3 separate regions of the Homo sapiens genome follow, and regions 2 and 3 are each linked to region 1. A link is a contact called in ENCODE Hi-C or POLR2A ChIA-PET data. All regions are on one chromosome and are shown on one strand. Each heading gives the region's core, a stretch centred on a gene start or an enhancer-like site at or near the end of the contact. The rest is flanking DNA. Distances are from core to core; before and after follow the strand shown.

Evidence for each region. Hi-C counts contacts between places; a loop is a spot of excess contacts on that map. ChIA-PET counts read pairs that join two places held with the same protein, here RNA polymerase II (POLR2A). Pooled maps may share reads with other maps.
Region 2: a loop to region 1 is called in a map of endothelial cell of umbilical vein, with 6 times the contacts of the local background. The contact joins the promoter of HTRA1 here to the promoter of OAT in region 1. A Hi-C loop is called at or near these places in 1 of 168 maps with a recorded cell type or tissue (endothelial cell of umbilical vein). POLR2A ChIA-PET finds 5 or more read pairs at or near these places in 1 of 52 experiments (MCF 10A).
Region 3: a loop to region 1 is called in a pooled map, with 30 times the contacts of the local background. The contact joins the promoter of C10orf88 here to the promoter of OAT in region 1. A Hi-C loop is called at or near these places in 6 of 50 pooled maps.

The regions. Positions count from the first base shown.
Region 1 is chr10:124,416,620-124,420,380 of GRCh38, forward strand. OAT (ornithine aminotransferase) reads right to left here and starts at 2,304. Exons shown (of 10, transcript NM_000274.4): 1 at 2,254-2,304. RefSeq lists silencers at 1,864-2,403, 2,346-3,005 and an enhancer at 2,979-3,493.
Region 2 is chr10:122,459,861-122,463,621 of GRCh38, forward strand. HTRA1 (HtrA serine peptidase 1) reads left to right here and starts at 1,693. Exons shown (of 9, transcript NM_002775.5): 1 at 1,693-2,264. The coding sequence starts at 1,793. HTRA1-AS1 (HTRA1 and ARMS2 antisense RNA 1) reads right to left here and starts at 1,545. Exons shown (of 3, transcript XR_946382.3): 1 at 1,089-1,545; 2 at 1-51.
Region 3 is chr10:122,952,477-122,956,237 of GRCh38, forward strand. C10orf88 (chromosome 10 open reading frame 88) reads right to left here and starts at 1,751. Exons shown (of 6, transcript NM_024942.4): 1 at 1,539-1,751; 2 at 353-556. The coding sequence starts at 1,702. It overlaps LOC124902519 (a long non-coding RNA gene), which reads left to right and starts at 1,966. Exons shown (of 2, transcript XR_007062325.1): 1 at 1,966-2,092. RefSeq lists a silencer at 1,467-1,546.

The DNA.
Region 1 (3,761 bases), core at 1,054-3,553:
TTACTCCCTCCATCTAGCCCATCCATCTACATTAGAACATACCTACAGTAGAATTTCCACAAAAGGCTGCATTTTGAAGTTAATTTAGCCTATACTCTTAAAAACTATTTTCTTACTCTAAAAGAATAGTCGGCGTAAAGTTGTCCAAAAGCCACTTAAAATATTCAACTTGAGGAGTAAATTTGTTCTTGCTATTTTGACAAATATTTACTTTTCCTGAGGTAACCATTCACAAATACAGGCCTTTAAAAAAAAAAAAAAAAAAAAGTTCTACCAACAGAAGTCTCTTTGACGTAATCAGTATTCTGGCTAAAATTCAAGCCAAGTGCATCATTGGCAAACAACTAGTTTTACTACTGAGAAAGGACCGGGGTCAACTACAGCACATCCTCCACACACATCCAAATTCGTGCATTCATCACTATTTGTAAATGTTTGAGATTTGAAAGGTCCTCAAGAACTCACTAAAGGGCATAAAATATGCACACAAATAACTGTAATAAAGGCACGCTATGGGGATAATACATATTAAGACAGCTGCTTTGAGGGAAAAATGTCTTTTAAAAATGTTTACTATTTAAAGTTATACTGGATTTTTCTTTGGGGGGGGGATGCAAAACTAATCTTAAACACCATGAAAAACTGTAAACCCAAAACTATAAGCTTTTTTTTTTTTTTTTTTTTTTTTCGAGACGGAGTCTGTCGCCCAGGCTGGAGTGCAGTGGCACGATCTCAACTCACTGCAAGCTCTGCCTCCCGGGTTCAAGCAATTCTCCTGCCTCAGCCTCCCGAGTAGCTGGGATTACAGGCGCGCACCACGATGTCTGGCTAATTTTTGTATTTTTAGTAGAGAAAGGGTTTCACCATGTTGGCCAGGCTAGTCTCAAACTCCTGGCCTCAGGTGATCCGCCTGCCTGGGCCTCCCATAATACTGGGATTACACAGGTGTGAGCCACCGTGCCGGGCTAAAAATAAGCTTTTTAATTTAACGCTCGTTTTTATGAAAAGATTCATCTAAAGACAGAACCAGGATATTCTAATGAAAGGAGTCTATTGTTATTTCACATGGCTAAGAGCGATTGATTACAATCTAAAGAACAGTTCCGGGGTTAACTGAAAGAACTAGCTTATCCACAGAAACCCTTTCAATCCCAGAAGGAGAAATTTAGAATTTGGAAACTGAACATTAGTCATTTCTTAAGGTAAAGCCACTTCATTCCAAAGTCACTGTCTGTTCGCCCTTAATTTATCACCGTAATTTATCTAAGAGGTAAAACTGAACACCGAAAAGGTAAGATGTAGAGTGACAAAAGGAGACGGTGGGTCACAGGGCGAGTGCCCAGGTGACTTCGGGCCTCAGTCCTCTCGCCAGCAAAGGGCGGACAATGACCCCTCCCGTCCCGCCCGGGAAGGCGATCGAGGAAACGCACTGGCCAGGCCCATTTACTGATGCTCAGCAGGGTTTGCAAAAAGCCCCCAACGGGAGGTTTTCATGCTGAAAGTCCTGTTGCCCCCCCATCCCCCACCATCTAATTAACCTGCACGTTACTGTAAGGAAGGTTCTGCTTCCGTAATTTTCTTTATTTCGACAGAGGCTGGAGAAAAAAAATCATAGGCTGGAAGAGGGGAGCGATGGGCAGGCCGATCTGCAGGGCGCAGGAGCAGGCCGGGAGGACCCAGCCCTCCAAGGCTGCATCAGCGCCCCCGCCGCGTGACCAGGGCCACCGGTTTACTGCACAGCTCCCCCGTCCCCAGAACGCAGCCTCCCCGCCAACCCCAGGAACCAAGGGTGCCCAAAGGCCTCCTACCCGGAACCCCGGGGCGCCTCGGGGTCTCTGGGCCGGGTGGGCCGAGTCCTGGCCTCCACAGGCCGCGAGCGCAGGGGGCGGCGGCTCCGCCCGGTCTGGCAGGCGGGGCTGCCACATCCTCAGCCTCTCCCTGCCGCCCGCCCGTCGGCCGCTCTGGGCTGGAACCAGGACTCCGGCCTGCAAGCCGTGGGTCGCCACGCCCCTGCCCCCTGAAGCTGCGCGCCGGCCGGAGACTCCAGGGCGCCCGGGTCCGAGCCGCCCGCAGAGTAAACGGGCCGCTGAAGCGGGGCTCGTTCCCCGGCCGAGGCCCAGCGCGCCCCCTCAGCCAGCATCCCCCGAACCCGGGCCGCGGCCACCCCGCGCCCGCCCGCCTCCCCCGCCGCTGTCAGGGAACCCCGGCCAGGGCCCGAACCAGAGCCCCAGGACAGCGGCGCCCAGACGGTACCTGACAGCGCCTGAGGACAACCGGGTACACGCGGCGTCTATGAAGCGCAACAGTGACGCCGGAGAGTCACTGCAACTTAAAGGCTGATTCTGCCCCGCCCCCAAGACACCCTCGCCGCTCATTGGCTGGGGCGGAGGGCAGGATACCAATCGCGTGGGTCCCGTCCTCCGCCCCGCCCTCCGGCCGCGCATCAAGGATCTTTGCTCCTCCCGCGGATTCGATCCGCGCTCGCGCCTCCTGAGCCCGCCGGCCTGTACCTGAGCTCAGGCCCCTCGGTCGCCTCCTCTGGCGGGACGAGAAGAGTCCTTGTCCGCCCTTGCTGACGAGAAGACTGAGGCCCGAAAAGGAAAAGTCTGTTGGGCCCCCCACTGCGCGGGCCGGGTGTGGCTGGAGGCCGAGAGACGTGAGGCTGGACCGCCCGCCCTGTGCTCCTGGAGGGAGGGACCAGCCCCAGCTCTGCCCCAGCCACAGCTGCGGGAGCCCCATGCCCTTGAACCCTGATGCGCCGCGCGGCTTAGTTGTGCCTCTGAATCCACCTCCAAAAGTCGTCGCTGCCTATGGAAAACACACTGCCCACCTGTTCGCAGCTGCTGTCAGATAATTGAGTGGCAGCAACCCACTCACAGTACAGATTTGCCTGTGGTGCCCTCCACAGCCGGTTATTAAATTCAGAACACAAAATAGATATTCCGGGACAACCTCATGTTAGAATCGGAAGGGACTTGGACTTCACTTAGCCCACAACAAGATGTTAAATATTGGAAAACAGAGACCCAGAGAAGGAAAGCGACTTACCCAGTCATCCAACAGTAGGGGCAGTCTGGTCCTGTGTGCCCCTCGCCACCCCTCTCAGAGGGCAGGCGCTGGCAGCTGCCGGCACCACACTCCATTAGACCACAATGACCAGTCGGGGGCCCAGCTGGAAACAGAGGGCACACTCCAATGTGAACATTTCCTAAAACGTGGTGGTGGGGGCCCGTGGTTCATGCCTGTAATCCCAGCACTTTGGCAGACCGAGGCAGGAGGATTGCTTGATCCCAGGAGTTCCAGACCAGCCTGGGCGACACAGTGAGACCCCGTCTCCACAAAAAAAAATAAAAATTAATCTGGTGTGGTGGCACACCTATGTTCCCAGCTACTCCAAAGGCTGAGGTGGGAGGATCACTTGAGCCCAGGAGGTTGAGGCTGCAGTGACCTATGACTGCACCACTGCACTCCAGCCTGGGCAACAAAGCAAGACCATCTATCTTAATCAACCAATCAATCAATCAATGTAGGCAAGTAAACCACAAGGGATGGAGAAATAACCTGGGTCTCATGCACCAGCGAGGGCCATTATCCATCCTAGGCCCAACGGCCTCCAAGTGGGGTTTCCAGAATTCCAGAACCCAAAGAGAGGAGTGTGGGAAAGGCTATCTGGTCACCAAAGTCATCAGCAACTGCATGGGAAGGAGCTGGACAATGAGCATCTCCTGTCAGGCTTCCACATGGGCTGAAGCCATTAGGAG
Region 2 (3,761 bases), core at 443-2,942, 2.0 Mb before region 1:
TGTGGCATGACACTCAGGGGAGTCACCCTTTCTGGCCCTCAGTTTTCTCCTCTGTAAAATAAGGAAATTCGACAAAAATAAGTTATCACCAATTTATTCACCACCACGTGTCCTTTTAATTCCATCTGCCCCAGGACTGCAGTGGGGAGTCTTTCTTTGCCGATGGACTTCGAAAATCATCACCCCCCGCATTTTTTGTGGTTAACCACAGCTAGCCAGGAACTCAGGGCTTCTCATCAGCAGAGGCCTCTGCCTCTCCAGTATCCAGGGCCGAATGGATTTTGGGTCAAGGCCTCCCTCCCGCAGCCAGGAGGCCCTGGCTTTATGGAATATCGCTTGGAGTCCAGGGAGTCAGCATGGGGACCCCGACAGCTTTCCCATGCCCCAGGCTCCTGGGCCTTTCTGGGGGACCCCTCTGGACCTTGGGCATTAACAAGGTTCATATTTGGAAGGTGCTTTGAGGGGGCTTATAGGTATTTGGAGTTTACTTTTTAAACTATTTGTATTGGAAAAATAACGTGTGCACAAGGGAACAACCCAAATACAGAAGAATATTAAAATCCCCAAGCCCCCAGCCCCCTCCCATGCTACTCTATCCCAAAGTCAGCTCTGCCGGCTCACCCAACCCTGGGTGCCTCTGCCCAGGGTGGGGGTGGAGGTTTGAGGGTTCGGGATGAGGGCTGGACGAAGGGCCTCCTCTCAGGTCCTTGGACACGAGCTGTGCCCATCTGCTCAGTGTGGACCCAGGACTACTGCCCACAGGCCTGGTGCTGCCTGGGCACCCAGACCCACCTCCAGGGTCGCCCTCAGCCCTCCTGATGACTCTCGGACTCGCATCTGTCCCAACGGATGCACCAAAGATTCTCCAGTGGGAAATCAAATTTTTGATAACAAGTGTTTTGAAATAATCACGCACTTGGTGAAAAATCAAAAGAGGGGAAAACCCCTTTCCCATCTGAGACCGCTCCACCCTCGCCAGTTACGAGCTGCCGAGCCGCTTCCTAGGCTCTCTGCGAATACGGACACGCATGCCACCCACAACAACTTTTTAAAAGAATCAGACGTGTGAAGGATTCTATTCGAATTACTTCTGCTCTCTGCTTTTATCACTTCACTGTGGGTCTGGGCGCGGGCTTTCTGCCAGCTCCGCGGACGCTGCCTTCGTCCGGCCGCAGAGGCCCCGCGGTCAGGGTCCCGCGTGCGGGGTACCGGGGGCAGAACCAGCGCGTGACCGGGGTCCGCGGTGCCGCAACGCCCCGGGTCTGCGCAGAGGCCCCTGCAGTCCCTGCCCGGCCCAGTCCGAGCTTCCCGGGCGGGCCCCCAGTCCGGCGATTTGCAGGAACTTTCCCCGGCGCTCCCACGCGAAGCCGCCGCAGGGCCCCCTTGCAAAGTTCCATTAGTTTGAAGGACGCGAATCTCAGCGAGAGAACCTGCGGAAAGCGAATATGTGGGGCGCGCAGACGGGGAAACTGAGTCCCGCGAGAGGGCCGGCCTGTGCGCTGCCCCGCCCGCGCCCCGCCAGCACCGCCGTGCCCGGGCGCGCCCGCCCTGCCCCCTCCGCGGGCGGTCCCGGTCCAGCCGCCCGCCCTCCCTCCCGCCATCCGGCCAGCCCCCATCCCGGGCGCCGTGCCCGTCCCCAAGGCGGCTCGTCACCGCTGCGAGGCCAATGGGCTGGGCCGCGCGGCCGCGCGCACTCGCACCCGCTGCCCCCGAGGCCCTCCTGCACTCTCCCCGGCGCCGCTCTCCGGCCCTCGCCCTGTCCGCCGCCACCGCCGCCGCCGCCAGAGTCGCCATGCAGATCCCGCGCGCCGCTCTTCTCCCGCTGCTGCTGCTGCTGCTGGCGGCGCCCGCCTCGGCGCAGCTGTCCCGGGCCGGCCGCTCGGCGCCTTTGGCCGCCGGGTGCCCAGACCGCTGCGAGCCGGCGCGCTGCCCGCCGCAGCCGGAGCACTGCGAGGGCGGCCGGGCCCGGGACGCGTGCGGCTGCTGCGAGGTGTGCGGCGCGCCCGAGGGCGCCGCGTGCGGCCTGCAGGAGGGCCCGTGCGGCGAGGGGCTGCAGTGCGTGGTGCCCTTCGGGGTGCCAGCCTCGGCCACGGTGCGGCGGCGCGCGCAGGCCGGCCTCTGTGTGTGCGCCAGCAGCGAGCCGGTGTGCGGCAGCGACGCCAACACCTACGCCAACCTGTGCCAGCTGCGCGCCGCCAGCCGCCGCTCCGAGAGGCTGCACCGGCCGCCGGTCATCGTCCTGCAGCGCGGAGCCTGCGGCCAAGGTACTCCGCCGCGCTCCTGGGCAGCTCCCCACTCTCTCCATCCCAGCTCGGACCTGCTTCTGCGGGACTGGTGGGCAGGTTGAGGGGCAGCGAAGCGTTGTGGGGTGGCCAGGGCAACTCTCGGGGACAGGCAGGTGGGCCCCGGGGTGGCGGATTTCCGCGGGCTGCCTCGGAACCGAGCTTCGCGCCCAGCCCGGGGCCGGTTCTGCGCCCAGACGATGCCAGTACGCCCGGCCTGCACTCTGGGGCTCGAGACGCCGGGCGACCGGCCATGGAGTGCCCTGAGGGCAACCACACAGCGCGGGGACCCCAGGACAAATAAGAGGAATGGGGGCATAAAGGAAGGAGAGAAGTTCAGGACTGGGAATTGGCGCCTCGCAGAGCGGCTTCAGGACCACAAGAAGTCATTTCGGTTGCTTTTTCTTCTATTTACGTCCTCCGTCCCCTTTAAAATTCACTGCTTTGATCACGGGACCGCTCAGTGAAAACTGTATGTAACTCTTTTGGAAAGGAACAGTGTTTGCCGGCCCGCCCCGGAGTTTCTCCAAAAAGTCTACCCCGAGCAGGGAACGGTTTGGCACCGCTCTCGTTTCGGCGGCGTTGCTGCCTGTCTTGCTTTCCTCGTTTTGAGCCAGCCCTACAAAAATGAAAGTGGCTCCTTTTGAATAAGCTGAATCGGGCTTTGGATCACGAAATCTGCAGAGGCGGAGAAGGGACCGGGTTAGTGATGAGGAAGAAGTCTACCCCTCTGTTCCTACAGCCGCACACAGGACCTGTTCTGGCAGGGGAGACGGTGGTGATGGGGGAAGGAGTGGAATGGAGCAATGTCTAACTCTCTCGCGGGACCTTCCGGAGAGATGCTCCTCATCTTCAGGCAGAGGCCATGTGGAAAAATAATATCGAGTTCAGCAGCGGCCAGCCCCGCGTTGTAGGAACCAGACAGCGGGGCTTGGCAGTGCGCTTGGGCGCAGCCGTGCCGCTGCTGCCGGACCCCAGTGCTGCCTCCTCAACACGGGCAGTGCCAGGAGAGGGGCATAGGGGAGCACAGTGCAGAGGGACTGGTCTAGAGTTTACTTTATAGGAATATGGTTCGGTGTGACCAACTAGGGCTTAGCATAGTTTGGCTTACGTGGACGGGAAGATGCCAGAGCCGAACTGGGTGAAATTCGAGATTGCGTATTTCACCAACACAGGAGCACAGCCCTCGGGAAACTCAGCCTAGTCAGGCAGTAGAGAGTTGTCCCGGAGAGAAGTGATCCTGCAGACTCGAGAAGGGGCATGATGATAGCACACGTCTGTTGAGCACCCAGTCTGTGTGCCGGGTGTGTTACCTCTGTGACCTCATTTGGTCAAACGAGGAGGCAGTTGCTCCTCTCTCTCTCTTTTTTTTTCTTAAGAGACAGGGTCTCCCTCTGTCGCCCATGCTGGAGTGTAGTGGTGTGATCATGGCTCACTGCAGCCTCCGACCCCTGGGCTCAATGATTCTCCTGCTTCAGC
Region 3 (3,761 bases), core at 501-3,000, 1.5 Mb before region 1:
CAGACTGACTACCAAATTAACTTTCGGAAGACAGACTGCTGTGAGTTTAAGGAAAGAGACACACTTCTCAAAATTTCATTCTAATAAAACTCTTCCACTAACTAGCTATGACCTCCTACCAATTCACCTTGATTGTTAGTTCTAAATTTCAACATTTATAAAAATAACTAGGCTGATCTACACTGTCTTTTAAGATCTCTAAAGTTGTAAACTTCTATGCCTACTGGCACATTTTTATCTTCTCTCCCATAACATATGGTATCAATATCAGAGAATCAATAATTATTGCAAAAAGTGAGAAAAATCAAAACACTACTTCAGAAGAACACTTTCCCGTGTACAAGTCACACACCTGTCATCCAGGACAGTACAAACATTCTTGCCCCTACTGGTTCCACAGTACTCCTCTCCTAAGTACACTTCCATATTTCTTGCTGAACTTAAAATGCCAATAGAAGCGATTTCTTCACCTCCATCAGGGCCACACCTCAGGTAAAGGAAGCAGGGGTTTTCATCTTTGTTGTTGTGGTTTCTCTTCAAAATCACCAGATCCTGACTGAGAAGAAAATTGGTGAAAACATCACACAGTATAGTTCTCTGAACATGACTCTTCTTTTTTGAGACGGAGTCTGGCTCTGTCGCCCAGGCTGGAATGCAGTGGCTCCATCTCGGCTCACTGCACGCTCCGCCTTCCGGGTTCACGCCATTCTCCTGCCTCAGCCTCCCAAGCAGCTGGGACTACAGGCACCCGCCACCGCGCCCGGCTAATTTTTTGTATTTTTCGTAGAGACGGGGTTTCGCCGTGTTAGCCAGGATGGTCTTGATCTCCTGACGTCGTGATCCGCCCGCCTCGGCCTCCCAAAGTGCTGGGATTACAGGTGTGAGCCACCGTGCCCGGCCGGGGCTTCTTTCTTCTAACTCACTTCCACTTGCCCTTGAGGTCCAAGCACCTTCCCAAGCATCCAAGAAGCGCTCAACACAGAATTCATACGGAAATGAAGGTGTCACACATCAGGGCTTTCCCAAACTCTATTTTTTCCTCAATCAACATTCTACTCAATCCCCTGCAATTGACTCTCGGATAATTACATAAATCACTGGGCACCTACTGGGTGCAGGGCACAATGAAAGACAAAAGTGTATCTTTTTCGAAATTAAGTCGACAGCGATCATCTATAGCTGGACTTTTTACACAGCCTGTTTTGGTGGACAGGAGGTGTCTTGTTTGAGGGTAGAGGGGCGGACTGACTTTGACAGCAGCCCTGAGGGGCTATCACGCCTGATGGGGACGTTATATGAAATTCCGAGTCCGGGTCACCTTCCCCCTCTCACGCCCAGGAGCCTCGGCCCCTTCCCGGCCGGACCCACCCCCCTCCGCCCACCCCGGACGACCTCGCAGCTCCCCTCCCCAACTAGAGACCTGGTACCAACTGCTCTCCCGGATCCCGGGCTCAGACCCTCTCGCCTCCCCTCACAGCTCCCCTAGAAGCGCGGCAGTTGCCGAGCATAGCGACCCCGTCCCCGTCGGCCCGGCGCACCCTGGAGCAGGCGGTGCCAGCAGCTCCTCCCAGTCGAAGTCACCGGGGCCGAGACCGGCCCGGGTGAGGAGGAGGCTGTGGGTCAGGGCCCCGCCTGCAACATCCCAAGAAGAGGCCAGCGTGGGGCGGCGGGTGAGGCCCCCGTCCTCGGTCCGCGTCTCCATTCCGCCGCCTTCAGTCAGGCCAGCCCAGCCCCGGAACCTCTCTTCCAGTGCTTGAATTTCCGCCGGTACAGCGTGGAAATGGGCAGGCAAAGCGACTTCCGGCTCACTCCGCTTCAAGTACCCGCCGCTTCTTGCTTTGGTGGGGAGAGCAGGCACCAGAGACACGCATGCGCATGTGCCAGCTGGCCTCAGGCGCGGCGTTCAAAGTGTGCGGGGAGGAGGTCGAGAGCGGAGCATGCGCACTGGCAGACCCTTGCTCTTTCGCTGGAGACTATGCGCAGGCGCGGTGCACTGCGCGCCGGCACGAGGGTGTTTTCGACGTTGGCTGTGGGGAAACAGCAAGCGGCGTGGACGACCGTTGCTGAGCTGGTGTGGAACGTCTGTGATCAGGTAGGTGTAGTCTCGTCGCTCTACGCTGCGTGCAAGACCGACTCCTGACCTCGTTCTTTCCCAAGGGGACGCCAGGGCCTTTTCTGCTTCCATTCCGTCGGATCTGCAGCATTTGTGGCAGCTAGCGCGGCGGACGCGCTGCCGATTCGGGTTATTTTTACTTCGAATTCTCCTAGCCTCCCTCACACATATTCTCGCTTTAGAGGGGGGCTGAAGCGGATGATGGGGTTTTGGGGTTGAAGGGCATCTGTGATGGGCATTGAGCCACGCTGGCCTTCGCCGGGTGCTGTCTCAGCTGACGCCCCCTGACCCCATGTGCAACCCTCAGGCCGCAGGAACCCGGGCATCCAGGGCTGGACGCTCTAGGTGACAGAAATTTGAAATGCAAGAAAGACCCAGACACCGAAGGCAGGGGCTGCCCCATGAGATCGCTCCTCATGGCACTGGAAACAGCGAGTGGAAAGGGGGGGTCTCAGAACTCTGTTGAAGTAGAATATGAACTCAGTCTTGAAGGAACTTAAGGCTACGGATGCAGAACAGTGGGAGCAGATGGAACTTTCTAGATGCCCCACGGGATGGGACTGTATATAGTGTGCCCCCTCATCCTCCTCCTGTAGAGGCTTGTGCAGATTATTTTTCTGTCTTTTGAAAAAAGCAAACTCTGAAATTCCACTTGTCTATAATCTAGAGTTCCAAAGTTGTGTTTAAGGTGGTATCCTCTCTAGGAAATAACGTTTTTGCTCACCCATACTCTAATTTTCTTTCAGAGCTGTCTATTCTGGGTTCATGACTCAGTGCGCATTACTTTAATCTTTTTGCTTATGTTTTCGTTTGAGTTTATGTACTAGGACTTGTGCCCTCTAGCTAAAAATGAGAATAAACTTTGCATTCTGTTTACCTGTGTCAAAGCAAGAAAAATGATGACCAAATGTATTTTTCTATAAGTAATCACCAGAATGTACGTATGGTAGGTGAATTCACCAAGATTGAAAGAGAGAAATGTCACCAAAGGTCTATCATAGCAGAATTGTAAAGTCCTCGTTTGCAAAGATTTTTTTAATATTTCAGACTCATTCTAAGTTGTCCTTGTCATTATTTTTGTCCTGTATGTCCTGCTTCCTGTGGTTGTAAGTTAACTTTGATCCACATTAATACATGTGGACAATCCGAAGGAAAATAGGCTCTTCAGAAACTAATCTGCAATTTCATGAGCAATAGCAATATTATAAACTGGATTTTGACTTCCTTAAATAAAGCTGAATGTCCAGGAATCAGAAAACAAAAGATTCCTATGGTCTATCCTTTCCTTTATTTCCATACAGCCAATAAACCACCAAGTCTTCATTTTCTTAAAGAAAAATTTTCCTATCTCTGCTTCTTCTGTTTCCAAGCACTAGCTTTATCTGAACAATTCCAGGAGTTTGTCAGTAGCTTTCATTTTGATTCCTTCCATTTCAGTCTTTGCACTGCCCTCTTCTCCTTCTGGTGATCAATGTTCCTGACTGAATCAACACCTTCACTCCTTAGCATAGCATGCAGAGTCCTTTGTACTTTGAACCCTGCCTACCTTCCAGTTTCCTCTACCTAGAATGCCATTTTTTTCAATAGTAGGAAAAATCCTATTTATCATGCGAAACCAAGCTTACTTCATCCTGCTACAGAATTAAAC